Linked DNA regions of Homo sapiens: region 2 is linked to region 1. Evidence: read pairs that join two places in POLR2A ChIA-PET (ENCODE). Cell type or tissue: OCI-LY7. All regions are shown on one strand. Each heading gives the region's core, and the rest is flanking DNA. Links, peaks and the distances in the headings are about the cores only.

What was found. ChIA-PET counts read pairs that join two places held together with the same protein. Peaks named below come from ENCODE experiments on the same cell type or tissue, not always from the same donor. Only the 100,000 strongest peaks of a DNase experiment are listed, where the experiment ranks them.
Region 2: POLR2A ChIA-PET joins it to region 1 with 10 read pairs; 2 of 35 experiments call an interaction of 5 or more read pairs at or near these places.

What each region holds. Positions count from the first base shown.
Region 1 is chr5:142,369,333-142,377,923 of GRCh38, reverse strand. All of the region lies in intron 3 of SPRY4-AS1 (SPRY4 antisense RNA 1), which reads right to left. Among named protein-coding and RNA genes, the nearest start is that of SPRY4-AS1, 48 kb to the right of the region's middle. In OCI-LY7, for the core only: no CTCF peak of the experiment used is centred there; no DNase peak of the experiment used is centred there.
Region 2 is chr5:142,218,672-142,227,262 of GRCh38, reverse strand. No RefSeq gene overlaps it. Among named protein-coding and RNA genes, the nearest start is that of SPRY4-IT1, 95 kb to the left of the region's middle. RefSeq lists an enhancer at 3,783-3,832. In OCI-LY7, for the core only: no CTCF peak of the experiment used is centred there; a DNase peak (open chromatin) is centred at 3,452.

The sequences.
Region 1 (8,591 bases), core at 253-8,252:
CTGCACTTATTTTATTTATTATTTATTATTATTATTTTTTTTTTTGAGATGGAGTCTCGCTCTGTCACCCAGACTGGAGTGCAGTGGCACAAGCTCAGCTCACTGCAAGCTCCGCCTCCCGGGTTCACGCCATTGTCCTGCCTCAGCCTCCCGAGTAGCTGGGACTACAAGTGCCCACCACCAAGCCTGGCTAATTTTTTGTATTTTTAGTAGAGACAGGGTTTCACCGTGTTAGCCAGGATGGTCTCGATCTCCTGACCTCATGATCTGCCCGCCTCGGCCTCCCAAAGTGCTGGGATTACAGGTGTGAGGCACTGCGCCCAGCCAAAAATTTTTTTCTTTTATAGATGGGGTCTTAATATGTTGCCCAGGCTGGTCTGGAACTCCTGGGCTCAAGCCTGCCTCGGCCTACCAAAGTATTGGGATTACAGGCATGAGCCACTGCCCCCAGCCAAAATCCTCTTTATGTAGCCCATCTCACCTCCCTTCCTGGTTGAGAATTGCTGATTGAACACGTATTTTTCCAGAACCTTTACTATTACAAATATATAAAATATATTCACGTAGGCATGCACACATGCAGCTTCTTTTTACCTGAAAAAGATAAGCTCCTACTTCTCTGCTACTTGAATTTTCCACTTAATCATATGTCAAAAGCATCTTTCCATGCCTGTACATACAGGCATTTGGGTAGTGGTTATTGACCCAGACCCTGAGGCCAGATGACTTGAAGCCCAGCTCCCCGACTCGCCAGCTATGTGACTTTAGACAAGTTACTTAACATCTCTTTCCTGATTTAAAAAAATTCTAGTAATAGTAACCAGATAATTGTTGAGAAAATCAAATGAGTTAATATTATAAATGTGCAGATATTCTAAAATACATAGAACTTTCAGACTAGTGTGTACACAGTAAGTGCTATATGTATGTTGGCCATTGTTATAATCTACCTTGTTCTTTTTTTTTTTTTTTTTGAGACGGAGTCTCGCTCTGTCACCCAGGCTGGAGTGCAGTGGTGTCATCTTGGCTCACTGCAACCTCCGCCTCCTGGGTTCACGCTTCTCCTGCCTCAGCCTCCCGAGTAGCTGGGACTACAGGCGCCCGCCACCACACCCGGCTAATTTGTATTTTCAGTAGAGATGGGGTTTCACCATGTTAGCCAAGATGGTCTCCATCTCCTGATCTCGTGATCCGCCGTCTCGGCCTCCCAAAGGGCTGGGATTACAGGCTTGAGCCACCGCACACGGCCCCACCTTGTTCTTTTCTTTACTGGCCATGTAGTAGTCCACTCTGTGGATAAAATATAATTTATCAAACCAGGCCCCTACTGATAGATTCATGGTGATTTCCTATTTGTCACTGCAGTGAGCATTTTTTAACATAGGTTTTTGTATACACGTGCAACTATTAACGTAGTGTAGTTTACAAAGCATGAAATTACTGCATCAAAGGTCACGCTCATTTTTTATGAAAGATGTTGCCAAATTTCCCTCCAAAAGGCTGCACTAATTTACATCCCCGCCAACATTTTATGCATGCCTGTCTCCAGGCATCTTCGCAACACTGGTAGCCTGGATCTTTGGCATCCTCGTTTCTGCACTTGCCTTCCCTAAATGAAACCTAAATCAAAACCACCAACAATGCATTTGTTAAAGTCCCAGGGACACCTAATCCCTTTGTTTTTTCTAAAGGGAATTAGACATTCGGTTCTTTGACAGGCCCTCAGTTGCCTGGACACAGCCCTGGGATGACTTTAAAAAAATATAAATAAAACACACTTGCTGTTCCCTAACACTCTCCAGAGAAGCTCGAGGGTGCCTGCGTGAGGCCTGGCCGCTCTGCTTTCTATCACGGGTGAAAAGATTTTCAATAGCAGCTAGTGTTTTCCTGGGTGGAGATTAGAGCCAGCATTTGTGTGTAAATATTATCCCAGGGCTCAATGGAGAATTAGGCTGGAAGCAGAGGCTGCAAAATCCCAGTTGCGTTGTTAAACAACAGGGGGAAGTGAGCATCTTCAGCCTTACCTGGTGCTTTCTATAGGAAGCTTCTAAGGAAAACAAACAGACATAGAAGCCGGTGCAGAGCTTGGCTGGAAACCTGTACCAGGCAGAGGAGAAGCAGGGCAAAGGGAGAAGTGCATGGTCTGGGGGTCCAGGCTGGGGTTTTGTCGCCTGTTCTGCAAGTTGGCAGCCACCTGGTTCCCTGGACCATGGCTCCTGCCATGTCATGTATGACAAGATGACCACGGACTGAGATCTCCACAGTTCTGAGATACAGGGTGACTTCCTGCTTCGTGTGAGGACCCCTTCGAATCCAATGGACCTGTGAAGGGAGGGGGGTGGCCTCTGGTTTACCAGTGGCCTCCCAGAGGTCTGAGGCAGAAATGTCAGTAATTCCCAGGATAGCCCCTGCTAAGTTCCAGAAGCCCCAAAGCCATTCATCTTCCAAACTCGTTTTTCAGGCTCACTATTTTATGGCTCAAAACCATTCATTTTTGTTCTTCCACATCTCCTACCTCACATCATTCCCAGGGACTCAGGTTGGAGTCCAAAGAGTCTCTAGAACAATGTATTCCATGGATCAGAACAAATCCCAGGGACTCCTTCTCAGATCCATAAGGGAGAGAATAACTCAGATGATGATCTCAGGAACTCAGAGGTGGGCTAAGTTTCCCCTGCTTGTTCAGTTTGCATGGGAGAATATGCAGGAAGGAAAGGAGGCCGAGACCCCGGATCTCCATCCAGTTGACTAGGGGCAGCATGTTGTACAGGAAAAGGAATTTGGAGCTGGACACGTCTGGCTTCAAGTGAAGGTATGTAAGCTCATTGTGCCTCAGTTTCCTTTTCTCTGAGAGTTTGGGGGTAGCCACCCAACACCTAGCATACCATATGTTCAGTGCGGCCCATGGGTTCTATACACCAAGGACACAGCAATAAGCAGACCAGTGCCTGCCCTCGTGGACTTTATATTCCCAGTGAGGTGGAGACTATTAATAGTGTCATGCTTCCTGCTGAGGAACCAAGGTTTATGGAGCATGTTAACATGCCAGCGAGGCCTGCAGCTCCTGAGTGGGCTCCACGGCTCGCTCTCAAATGACACTGCCCTGAACCATGAATATAAGTGATAACTAACCAGGTCCACCGTGAGGCTAACACAGCTGAAGCTTCAGGATCCCTGCTTGGATCAGCCCCTTCCAAGGTCTTGCAAAGGGCCCGGAAAGAAAAGCATCCATCGGATGGTCTTTGGTTTCTCTAACATTTGCCAGCATCAAGTCTTTTAACCACAAGTGGAAAGACCTCCATCTCTCTCCACTCCAGTCTCCCTTCTGCCCCTTCTCCCTTCCTGTTGTGTGACGTTAAGAGTGGCCACGGGCATTCAGGGATGCACGCACATGGGAGTTGAGTCGCTGGTACATTGAGTTTAGCAGATCATTAAGCTGAGTATTGCTAACCCTCCCAGGGTAGGAACAGCTCCCAGTAAAACTCCAGTAGCAAGTACCCCCCACCAAGGTCCTGACACCTCATCAGAAGTTGTATCACCATATGAACACATCCTACAGGGCCCAATCCTGAAGGATGTGGTGGGGAAGAAGGAAGGTTTAAAATGTATATAGTTAGATGCTCGCCTGTGAAAAATGCTTCCCGTTATTAGACATGAAAAATAGGTGAAGAGTCAATCAAAATGGAAGTTCTCGTCTGTCAGAAATATACTCCACTAGGCCAGGCTTGGTGGCTCACACCTGTCATCCCAGCACTTTGGGAAGCCGAGGTGGATGGAATACTTGGGGTCAGGAGTGCAAGACCAGCCTGACTCTGCCTCAATAAATAATAACAATAAAAAAGAAATACACTCTATTAACACGTGCATTTAATTGTAATGCACCTCATATTCTTTTTTTTTTTTTTTTGAGACAGACTCTCGCACCGTCGCCCAGGCTGGAGTGCAGTGGCACGATCTCGGCTCACTGCAACCTCCGCCTCCCGGGTTCACGCCATTCTCCTGCCTCAGCCTCCTGAGTAGCTGGGACTATAGGTGCCTACCACCACGCCCGGCTAATTTTTTGTATTTTTAGTAGAGACGGGGTTTCACCGTGTTAGCCAGGATGGTCTCGATCTCCTGACCTCATGATCCACCTGCCTCAGCCTCCCAAAGTGCTGGGATTACAAGCGTGAGCCACCACGCCTGGCCCACCTTAGATTCTTTTTTCATTTTTGGTGGGAATAACACAAAACTGAATTTACTAAAATTCCTCTGAGAGACACAAACACGTAGTAATACTACAGACAGTGTTTGTGTCTATGAATGTCTTTATTTTTTGCGTCTAGACTATCAATAACTAAAAGCAAATTTTGATCACCCATGCTAGAGAAAAGACTGAATTATCTTTTATTCGCTCTACAGAAAATTATTTTAGAAAATCATTATCATATGAAGAAGTGATCAAAGAGTATGAAGCTGGATAATATAGGAATAAAAAGTGCTACAGAAGTGTGTCAGGCAGTAAATTAAGAAAAAATGTCCTATTATTCTTCTGGAGTGTGTAGTGTTTGAGGTATTTGTTGGCTTTTAAAATGTGTAAACTGGCCCGGACACTTTGGGAAGCTGAGGTGGGAGGAATGCTTGAGCCCAGTAGTTTGAGACCAACCCAGGCAATATAGCAAGGTTCCATTTCTACAAAAGAAAAAAAAAAAAATTTTGTTTTTTGAGACAGTCTCTTGTCGCCCAGGCCAGAGTGCAATGGTGTAATCTCTGCTCATGGCAAACTCCGCCTCCCAGGTTCAAATGATTCTCCTGCCTCAGCCTCTCAAGTAGCTGGAATTACAGGTGTACACAACCACACCTGGCTAAGTTTTGCATTTTTAGTAGAGGCAGGGTCTCACCATGTTGGCCAGGCTCATCTTGAACTCCTGACCTCAGTTGATCTGCCTGCCTCGGCCTCCCAAAGTGCTAGAATTACAAGCATGAGCCACCGGTCCCAGCCAAAAAAAAAAAAAACTTTTAAAAAGAAAAAAAAAAGATAAAATGTGTAAATTGTTAGAGCTCTGTTTCTCACTTGAAATAAATATTCACTTACATTCCTAGTATTTTTTTTTTTTTTGAGACGGAGTCTCGCTCTGTCGCCCAGTGCAGTGGCGTCATCTCGGCTCACTGCAACCTCTGCCTCCAGGGTTCACGCCATTCTCCTGCCTCAGCCTCTCGAGTAGCTGGGACTACAGGCTCCCGCCACCAAGCCCGGCTAATTTTTTATATTTTTAGTAGAAATGGGGTTTCACTGTGTTAGCCAGGATGGTCTCGATCTCCTGACCTCATGATAAGCCCGCCTCGGCCTCCCAAAGTGCTGGGATTACAGGCTTGAGCCACCGCACCCGGCCGAGGATCTAAGTGCATCAGCCTGGGCAACACAGCGAGACTCCGTCTCAAAAAAAAAAAAAAAAAAAAAAACCTCGGATCCTCCCCTCCCCTGCAGTCATCACCTACTCAGCAGTTATGATGTGCCAGGATCTGAGAAGCCCCTCTACATGGATTATTTCATTTAATCCTCAGTCAACCCACTGAGGCAAACTGAGGCCTGGAGCATCTATTCTACACAATAAGTCTCATGCTGCATGGTTGTAGCCAGGATTCAAAATCACACAGTGCCCAGGGCAGAGCCTCACACACAGAATAGGAGCTATTATTACAATTCACTATATGACTTCTCTGAGCCCGTTTCCTTACATTTAAAGCTGAAGGGGTAGAAAGATATTTAAATAATCGTCTGCACAGAAGATATCTGAAAAGATACGCAGAGTATTGGTAATAATGGCTGCTTCCATGGAGGAAACCATGGGGGCGTGATGGTTAATTTTATGTGTCAATTTGACTGGGATAAGGGATGCCCAGATAGCTGGCAAAATACTTTCTGGGTGTGTCTGTGTTTCTAGAAAACATTAGCTTTTTTTTTTTTTTTTTTTTTTTGAGACAGGGTCTCACTCTGTCACCCAGGCCGGAATGCAGTGGTGCAATCACAGCTCATCGCAGCCTTTACTTCCCGGCCTCAACTGATCCTCCCACCTCAGCCTCCTGAGTAGCTGGGAATACAGGCATGCGCCAGCACGCCTGGCTAATTTTTGTATTTTTTGTAAAAATGAGGTTTCGCCATGTTGCCCAGGCTGGTCTCAACCTCCTGGGCTCAAGCGATTCGCCCGCCTCAGCCTCCCAAATTGCTGGGATTACAGGTGTGAGCCACTGTACTGGGGCCAACATCAGCATTTGAATCAGTAGACTGAGTAAAGATCACCCTCACTAGGGTGGACTGGCATCCTCCAATCTGTTGAGGACCTGCATGGAATAAAAACGCAGAGGACGAGTTAATTCTCTCTTCTGGAGCTGTGACATCCATCTTCTCCTGCCCTTAGACATCTGCACTCCTGGTTTTGGGGTCTTCAGACTTAGACTGGGACTTACACCATTGCTCTGTGTTCCTCCAGCCTTTGGTCTTGGAAAGGAACTCCACCACCGGCTTTCCTGATTCTCCGGCTTACAGATGGCAGAATGTGGGACTTCTCCGCTTCCATGTCATGAACCAATCCCTCATAATAAATTTCTTTCTATGCATATTTTTTTTTTTGAGACAAAGTCTCACTCTGTCACCCAGGCTAAACCACAGTGGTGTGATCTCGGCTCACTACAACCTCTGCCTCCTGGGTTCAAGCCATTCTCCTGCCTCAGCCTCCCGAGTAGCTGGGACTACAGATGTGCACCACCATGCCCGGCTAATTTTTGTAGAGATGGGATTTCACCATGTTGGCCAGGATCATCTCGAACTCTTGACCTCAGGTGATCTGCCCGTCTCAGCCTCCCAAAGTGCTGGGATTACAGGTGTGAGCCACCAAACCCAGCCTCTCTCTATATCTTATTGGTTCTGTTTCTCTGTAGAACCCTAAATAATACAGGGTAGGAGGGAGACATATCCCTCTTGTACCTTCAGATTTTTAAACAAGTTAATAATTAAAGGTACTTGGCACTATGCCAGGCACATGTTAGCTATTGTTATTATTAGTTGTTTTTATTGTCAGTTAATTAAATCAATTAACTCTAAAACTAACAAGGTAGGACCTAATGTTTTGTGTTTGTTTTGGATAATAGTCCCTAACACTTATCAGTGCCAGGGCTGTCATGAACTAATGCTTCTAAAACTTCCTGCATCTCTACGAGGTAAGTACTGGTCTCATCCCCATTTTGCAAATACAGAATCAGAGGCACAGATATATTAAATAACATACCTTTGGTCACACTGCCAATGTGGCACAGGCCAGGATTAACACCCAGGCTGGGTGACTCTAAAGCCCAAATACAGAGTGGCCTCACTAGCCCACCTCCCCTGTATGTTAGGAGGTCCCAGCATTTTTTCACCCTTAATGTGTGCACCTCCAATGAACTTCGTACATAGCAGGACAGTCACCAGGGAGCCCAGAGTGTGAAGCAGGGAAACGCTGTCACTGCAGATGTGATTGCAGCAGGATAGCCCTACTGGGCTCACTGACCAGCCAGAAATTAAGAGGGAAGGGAGGTAAGGAGGGAAGTGGGAAGTAAGTAAAATATGTGAAGGCCGGGCGTGGTGGTTCATGCCTGTAATCCCAGCACTTTGGGAGGCTGATGTGGGAGGATCACAAAGCCAAGAATTTGAGACCAGCCTGGGTAACATTGATAGACCCCATCTCTAAATAAAAAAAAAAAATTTTAATTAGTGGTGCACAGTGATAAGTGCCTGTAGTCTCAACTACTGGGGAGGCTAAGATGGGAGGATTGCTTAAGCCTGGGAGCTTGACGCTGGCTACAGCGAACGGGGATCACGCTACTGCACTCCAGCCTGGGTGACAGAGCAAGACCCTATCTCAAAAAAAAAAAAGGTCTTGTCACTTCATAGCTGTGACCTTGAACACATCACTTGACCTCTTTTTTTTTTTTTTTTTTTGAGACAGAGTCTTCGCTCCGTCACCCAGGCTGGAGTGCAGTGGCACAATCTCGGCTCACTGCAAGCTCCGCCTCCCGGGTTCACACCATACTCCTGCCTCAGCCTCCCAAGTAAGCTACTTAGGACTACAGGTGCCCACCACCACACCCAGCTAATTTTTTGTATTTTTTAGTAGAGACGAGGTTTCACCGTGTTAGCCAGGACGGTCTCAATCTCCTGACCTCGTGATCCTCCTGCCTCGGCCTCCCAAAGTGCTGGGATTACAGGCGTGAGCCACCGCGCCTGCCCCACTTGACCTCTTTGATTCACAGTTTCCTTATCTATGAAGTAAGGCTTAAGAACTAATCACTGTTTCTGTAAAATAAAGGATTCTCCACCCCCACCTTAGATAGCAAGTACCTTGAAGAGGACAAATGTGACATTCAAGGTGCCTTTTTTTTTCTTTTTTTTTTGAAATGGCGTTTTGATCTTGTTGCCTAGGCTGGAGTGCAGTGGCGCCATCTCGGCTCACCAGAACCTGCGTCTCCCAGGTTCAAGCTATTGTACTGCCTCAGCCTCCCAAGTAGCTGGGACTACAGGCATGCGCCACCATGCCTGGCTAATTTTTGTATTTTTAGTAGAGACGGGGTTTCAC
Region 2 (8,591 bases), core at 389-8,388, 150 kb after region 1:
AGGCAGGAGAATGGTGTGAACCCGGGAGGCGGAGCTTGCAGTGAGCCAAGATCGCCACTGCACTCCAGCCTGGGCGACAGAGCAAGACTCTGTCTTAAAAAAAAAAAAAAAAAAAAAAAAAAAATCTGTCTCATGGCAATCCAGACAGGGGATTTCATATTGAGATTTGTCTGGATGGTAGAATGGAAAATCTGTGGGAAAGTACAGGACAAGAAGGGGGAGAGGCAGGTGCCACTGCCTTCTGCAGAGGTGTAAGTCTCCACATTGTTGTAACCTATGTCAGTTTCCAAGTGCTCCAAGGAAAGGGAAATTCCCCACTGCGAAGCATAAACGTAGACTTATGCCTCTTTCAGAGGCGAGGCCACCCCTTTCCCACTACTCACGTGCACACACAACCAGGGATGTTCACCTTTCTTATGTGTTCCCTTTTGCCCATCAACTTATGTTCTTTTTTTTTTTTTTTTTTTTTTTTTTTTTGGTCAAGGACTCTCCTGCTGCAAGAAATAAAAATCCACTCCAGCTAACTTAAGTGAAAAGGGCTATATCAGAAAGAAACAGGAATATAAGGAAAGAGACAGGTTCCTAGGGGTCCTGAAGAAAGAACTGTTCAGCTTCTCTCAAACAACACCCAGCATGTTTAGTAGACTTGTTTTGGGGTGTCTGGCCAGCACACAAACCCCCAAGTGCCCTAAAAGCCCTGGTTTTTAGGACACCCTCCTTTGGCTATTGCATTATGGTTGGTCACTGGATCTACACTGAACCAGTTCAATTCTGCCTCCCAGAAATTTGGAGTTGGAACTAAGAGATGCAGGTCAGTCTCTGCTGGTTGCTTGAACTGAGAATGTGCTACTTCAGTAAAGCTGAGGAAGCCATCATGCAAAGAAGGAACAATGAGGCTGACACACAGAGAAACCAGAGGTGTCACAGGGTGCCAGAGAAAGGAGAGAGGCACTGCCCAGAGGCTTTTCCACAAGAGACCCTGGTTCCTTATAATTCACTCTTCTAGGTTTAATCCAGTTTGTAATGAGTCTCTGTTACCCTGCTACTAAATTATCCTAACCAAACAGTAGCAGACCAAGGGCAGGGCACAGAAGCAGCCTGTCCCAGTGGGAGGAATATTTTCCCTGACATTGTTTAGAATTGCTGGTGTATGGCAAGCACCTTTAGGTTGGTTTTATTCTTTATTCTCTTTTCATTCTCTGCAGACAATGCACCCCCTTATTGCCTGCACCGGGGGGCCGCTCCTGCCACCCTGCTCTTTGTACACTGCTGTGACTAAGTCAGTGAGGACCAAACCGGAAAGTTTTTGGAAAATGCTTTTGGAAGGGTTTTGGAAAATGCTTTTTAAAGTGCTTGTTTCCTTCTGCCTTCCTGGCCCTAATTCAAATGTGCCCCTGGAAGAAGCCCCCAGAAAGCCAAGAATTCCCAAAAGGCCCAAAGAAGGAAGTTTATCCTCTTTCCAGCCTAAAGAGGGGCAGAGGACATCTCTGCCTGTGGGAATCAGCCCTGGACCTCAGTGGGGCCAGAGCCCTAGTGTGAGGCCTGTTTCCAGCTAAGCACCTCTCCAGAGGCCACATTAGTCACCAGATTATGGATTTTCATCATGGTGGGAAGACGGCTGGTGTCACCTGCTTTCTGTAGGCATTCACTCTTCTGTTTACTCAATAAGATCCAGCTCTTAAAAGGTAGGGAGGGTTAAAGATGGGAACCCAGAAGCCTTCTTGGTGGAGGAGAACTTGCACGCAAGACTTGCAGACACAACTCAAGCGTTACTTTTCCCAGAGATATCCCAAGAAAGCCAGCCTCATCCCAAGCCTATGTGAGCATGCCCCTGCTGGGCTGAGATAAGCTACCTCAGGGAAGCAATGTTGCACAGTGGTTAAGAATGCGGTCTCTGAGCCAGGCTCCATGGCTCTGACTGTAATCTCGGTACTCTGGGAGGCCGAGGTGGGAGGATCACTGGAGCCAAGGAGTTGGAGACCAGCCTGGACAACATAGTAAGACCCTATCTCTACAAAAAGTAAAAACAAATGTAACTGGGCATGGTGATGCACACCTACAGTCTCAACCACTCAGGAGGCTGAGGCGGGAGGATTGCTTGAGCCCGGGAGTTCGAGGTTAGGGTGAGCCATGATTGTGCCACTGCACTCCTGCCTGGGTTTGAATTCTGGCTTCATCACTTAACAGCTAATCACTTCAGACAAGTTGCTCCATCTTACTTAGCCTCATTTTTTTTGTTTTGTTTTTTTGACACAGAGTCTCACTCTGTCACCCAGGCTGGAGTGTAATGGCATGATCTCAGCTCACTGCAACCTCTGCCTCCCGGGTTCAAGAGATTCTCCTGCCTCAGCCTCCCAAGTAGCTGGAATTACAGGCACCTGCCACCACATCCAGCTAATTTTTGCATTTTTAGTAGAGACAGGGTTTCGCCATGTTGGACAGGCTGGTCTTGAACTCCTGACTTCAGGTGATCCGTCCGCCTCTGTCTCCCAAAGTGCTGGGATTACAGGCGTGAGCCACTGCGCCCGGCCACGATGTCATAATTTTTAGTAGATATTACTGAGTTGTGCAAACATCACCACAATTCAGTTTAGAACATTTCTAATACCCCAGTAAAATCCCTGGTGCCCATTCAGTTCGTCCTCATCCCATCCTCACTCCCTGGCAGCCACTAATCAATCTACTTTCTGTCTCCATAGATTTGGCATTTCCGGGCACTTCCTATAAATGGAATCATACAATATGTGGCCTTTTATGTCTGGCTTCTTTCACATAGCATAATGTTTTTGAGGTTTATCCACACTGTAGCATATACTGGTACTTCTTCCCTTTTTATTGTCAAATAATATTTCATTGTATAAATTAACCACATTTTATTTATCCACTCATCAGTTGATAGACATTTGAATTGTTTCCAGTTTGGGGCTATTATAAATATTACTGTTATGTAATATTTGTATAGATGTTTTTGTGTGGATATATGTTTTCAATTCTCTTGGGTCTATACATAGCAGTGAAATTGCTGAGCTGTATGGGGAAGAAAAAGTATGGGTTGTCTAACTCTTTAAGAAATTGCCTCCCTGTTTTCCAAAGTGGCTTAGCCTCAATTTCATCATCGGCAAACTCAATATACTGAGTCTCTCCCTTGTATGGATATAGTGGGGTTTGATAAGTCAATGCATATAAAACATTCAGTACAGTGCCTGGCTCATGGTAAGTGTGCGATCACTGCAGCCTCAACCTGCCAGACTCAAGCAATCCTCCTACCTCAGACTCTTAAGTAGCTAGGATTACAGGTGCACACCACCACACCCAGCTAGTCTTTGTAGTTTTGGTAGAGATGGGGTTTCCCCATGTTGCCCAGGCTAGTCTCAAACTCCTGGTCTCAAGGGATCCGCCCATCTCGGCCTCCCAAAGTGCTGAGATTACAGGCATGAGTCACCATTGGCACCCAGCCAATGCTACTTCTTTAATTAACTTCCTGTTACTTACCTAACTCTTCTGCGGCTCTGGTAGCTCTTTGAAGGTAGGGGTTGTATCTCAACTGAGTCTTTTTTTTTCTTTTTTTGAGATGGAGTCTCACTCTGTCACCCAGGCTGGAGTGCAGTGGCGTGATCTTGGCTCACTGCAACCTCCGCCTCCTGGGTTCAAGCAATTCTGCCTCAGCCTCTCGAGTAGCTGGGGTTACAGGCACGTGCCACCACGCCCCACTGATTTTTGTATTTTTAATAGAAACAGGGTTTCACCAGGCTGGTCTTGAACTCCGGACTTCAGCTCACCTGAGAATCCCCAGCCTAGCAGAATCTCACTCACGCCAGGTGCTTTGTCGGTGGATGAGGAAACTCAAATATAGAGCCCACTGCGGGGCAGGACAGGTGTGGCACTGCCCCAGAGGCACACAGTCCAAGGGAATTGTGAGAGGGAGACTCCTGGGGAGTGCATCAGACAGGACTTCATGTGGGAGGCAGCCACTGAGCTGGGCCTTGAAGACCACTTTCTGCAGGGTCACAGGATTAATCCATAAAGAGATGCTCTCCACACTTCAAGGTAAAGCACCCAACGTCTTCACCTTCAACTAAATCCTGAGGCCCTTTTTTTTCTTTTCAGCGTCAAGGATGAAGGATGGGGCGGACACTGTCTGTTTTCTCAGTGACCTGGCAACCTAACCTAACAGCTGTGTCCAGCATCAAATACTCCTCCTCATCCCCTGCTCTTGCTCCCCAAGACCAGGAGCAGGCGCTGGAGTGCTCCTCCCTGGGGCTGGGCCACAGGCCTTAAAACTCTTTACTCCCACCTCCTTGGGGTACCCCTTCACACCTTCCTGAACATCCTCCAGGCCTATGCACACGACGGAGAGCTGGGGGTGGGGTGTGGGGTGGGTGGCAGCGACTGGGCCGTGGAGAGGATCGGGGCTCTTAGGGTGCTTATTCAGATGCAGTGTTGCTCTTTGCCCACCTCCCCTCACTTCCTCCCATGCCTCTCAGAGAAGTGAAAATAGAGCTGATGATTGGTGCGAGGAAGCCTGTGCCCATGGCCCGGAATTCCTCCAGCCTGATTCACGGGCTTTGGTTCTAATGCACTAGAATTCTCCACTGGGCGGGGGCACCAAGAGGATTCTGGACCACAGCGGTCACACCTGCTGCTCACTTCCACCTCTCACATCTGCTGTGAGGCCCACTCCCCACCAGCTCCATCAGCCAGAAGGCTGCTGTGGCTGGGGTTGCGAGAGAAGGGAGGCGGAACACTTCCTATCCCAGGGGCAATTTCAAAATCAACGCATCCCTTGCCGACCCAACGGCAAACCAACTGCTTGTTTAAGGAAATCAGTGGAATGTATGCAATTAATTACAGGGCAAATCTCAAGTCAGACTAAATACTGGAAATCAGGAACCAGAGTCCAAGTCCCTTTCGTGATCGGAAGGGGGAACTTCCCGATTTGATTGCAGAAAGCAATTTACTTCAATTAGCAGTGACATAAACAGAGTGATTGCTTAATAGGAGCACTGAATCTCTAAAAAATAAACAGCCTGAATTGCATCCTTTACCATTATATTAGCAGCATGGGATTGCTTTTCCCAAGACAGGTTTGATTAACTCTTTAGGAACCATCCTCACTCCTAAGCAGATCTCTTCAGAGCTCCTAAAAAGTCTTCACATCATGGTCCTGGCATTTGTTGTGCACCTCGGGCATATATGTTCATCAATTTGCTTGTTGCTTTAACTTTCAAGTCTTTTAATCCTCTATAATCCTGTGAGATATGTATTATTATGCTCATTTTTAACAGAGGGGGAAAATGAGGCTCAGAAAATTCATGGTGGTGATCTTTTCAAATACATACCTAATCATGTCATTCTCCTGCTTAACTTACCCTCGAAAGCCTTCCAAACCCCTCAGCATAGCCTCCAAAGCCCTGTGTGATCTGTTTCTGGCCTACTTCTCCCACCTCTGCTCAAACCACTTCTCCGCTTGCTCACCACATTTTATATTTTCAGGCCACTGCCTGTTTTGCAAGCGCGTCAAGCCCATTCCCATCTCAAGGCCTTTGCACTTGCTGTTCCCTGCGCCTGGAGCACTCTTCCTCCATTTCCAGAACTGACTTCTCAGCTTCCAGGACTCTGTTCAGAGGCTACGTCCTCAGAGAGGAGTTCCCTGTCCGTCCCATGTTCCCCACTCCCTTTCGGCTTTTGACTAACACTTAGCATGATCCAAAATTATCTTGTTTGTTTATAGTTGATGTATTTCTTGTTTGTCTCCCTCCTGGAATATAAGCTCCAGGGCGGCAGAGATCCTGTCTCCTGTTTGTCTTGTTCATTTGCACAGGGTCAAGCATACGGTAGGCAGACAGAAGATATTTGCTTAATAAAGGAAGTATTGTCCCTGCTTTTATACAGATGAGGAAATGGAAGTTGGGAGAAGTTAGGCCATTTCACAAGGTCAAACAGCTGGGAAGCAGCTCCAGGGGATTCACAGGATTCAGACATCGCTTTCTCCCATGCAGCTACACTACTTTTTTGAGGACTCTCCTTTCCTCCCTATTCTCTTCCCCCACCACCTTCTCACCTCCACCCTACCACCCCAGCCCCAGAAAGTAGGCACTCATCCAACCAGCCGGGAGAGCATTAAAATCACAACCACAAAGCAAAATCTCCTCTTCCTGTTTAAACTCCCTCCTGTGGTACTGATGCTTCTTAGCCGGACAGGGTCCCGCTCATTGCAAGAATGTGAATTCTGGAAGTTAAAGATCTTAACACCCCTCTCCCTCTGGCTCCCCACCTTGAAGGATTTAGATACCGAACTGGGCTCCCCTTAGGAAATGCATCCCCGGACTTGGACTGTGGAGGTAGTGGGCAAGATGTTTGGTGAAGCTTTCGCTGCCCTGTGACCCCACCCACCCCACAGCCAAATCCTACCCTTGGCCCAAGCTCCCCACACTGCCCAGTGAATTGGGGCTGTAAACTGGAGGAGGGAAGGCTGGAGAAGCCAAGGTCAGTGGCGGGAGAAGTGCAATGGGAGAAGACCAGGGAGAGGGTGAACACTGAAGAATTTGAGAGATGTGTGAGTGCCCCAGAATTGGGCTGTAGGGAAGTCGGCCTCCCTGAGCAGGCAGCCGTGTCGGGGCTGACCTGAAAGCAGAGGTCTGTCCCTTAGATGCTGGCTGGCTTTGGGGCTCAGAGTCTTCATCTGGTCCCTCCGCAGCATCACCTTCAGGAGAAGTTCAAGTGCAGCTGTCATTGCAGTCCCAGTTTCACTATCCATTCCCTGTGTCTCCTTGAACAGGGCTTTAACCTCTCTGAGGCCACTTCCTGCTTGATAAGGAGACCACATCGCCCACCCTGCTTCATATGCAGATTTCTTTTTTTTTTTTTTTTGAGACGGAGTCTCGCTCTGTTGCCCAGGCTGCAGTGCAATGGCGTGATCTCAGCTCAGTGCAACCTCCACCTCCTGGGTTCAAGTGATTCTCCTGCCTCAGCCTCCTGAGTAGCTGGGATTACAGGTGTGCACCACCACGCCCAGCTAATTTTTGTATTTTTAGTAGAAACGGGGTTTCACCATGTTGGTCAGGCTGGTTTTGAACTCCTGGCCTTGTGATCCACCAGCCTCAGCCTCCCAAAGTGCTGGGATTACAGGCGTGAGCCACCACACCCAACCATATGCAGATTTCAATAGTTTTTTTTTTTTTTTTTTTTTGAGATGGAGTTTCGCTCTTGTTGCCCAGGCTGGAGTGCAATGGCACGATCTTGGCTCACCACAACCTCTGCCTCCCAGGTTCAAGCGATTCCCCTGCCTCAGCTTCCCGAGTAGCTAGGATTACAGGCATGTACCACCATGCCCAGCTAATTTTGTATTTTTAGTAGAGACGGGGGTTTCTCCATGTTTGTCAGGCTGGTCTCGAACTCCCGACCTCAGGTGATCCGCCTGCCTCAGCCTCCCAAAATGCTGGGATTACAGGCATGAGCCACCACGCCCGACCAATAGTTTTATTTATTTATTTTGAGATGGAGTCTCGCTCTGTCACTGAGGCTGGAGTGCAGGGTGCGATCTTGGCTCACTGCAGCCTCTGCCTCCCAGGTTTAAGTAATTCTCCTGCCTCAGCCTCCCAAGTAGCTGGGATTACAGGCATGAGCCACCAAGCCTGGCTAATTTTTGTGTTTTTAGTAGAGATGGGGCTTCGCCATGTTGCCCAGGCGGGTCTTGAACTCCTGGGCTCAAGTGATCCACCACACCCAGCCCAGATTTCAGTAGCTTTAAATAAGAGAACGAATGGGAAAGTGCCCTGGAAGGTTTAAAGTATAAAGTATACTAAGGAGGTACTTTTGTTTTAGCCTAAATGGGAAAGAGACTTTCCCATTAACATTCTTTAAACATCTGTCAGAGGTGGCGTTTCCTATGCTCATTGAACAGGTATGGAAACAGGCTCACAGAGCAACTTGCCTCCAGCTACAGACCCCTGAAGTCTAGGTTTTAATCATTGTCTATGCTGAACGTATGCAGCTGGGACTAGATCCATTCAGACAAAATCCTGGCGAAAGGTGAAGGGCGGTGGGTGAGGGGTGTGGAGTACAAGACGCAGATGGGAAAGGGCATGGGCCACTACGGCCATGGAAAGGGCTTTTTAGTTCCAAGTTACAATAAGCATACACTAAGACAGAGTCTTGCTCTGTAGCCCAGACTGGAGTGCAGTGGCACCATCTCAGGTCACTACAACCTCCGCCTCCCAGGTTCAAGCAGTTCTCCTGCCTCAGCCTCCCTAGTAGCTGGGATTACAGGTGCCCACCACCACACCCAGCTAAGTTTTTTTGTATTTTTTAGTAGAGATGGGGTTTTACCATGTTGGCCAAGCTTGTCTTGAACTCCTGACCTCAAGTGATCCGCCTGCCTTGGCCTCCGAAAGTGCTAGGATTACAGGCATGAGCCACCGTGCCTGGCCGAGGCCAACATCTTTAAAAGCCTCCCTGGCAGCGTGTGCACATGGCCTGGTGAGAACAGGAAGCACTGGGCAATGGGGCTGGGAGAGGACGAATTTGGGGTACACTTCAAAGGTAGAACTGGCAGGGCCTATTGAGTGTGGGTGAGGATGACTAAGAGGACT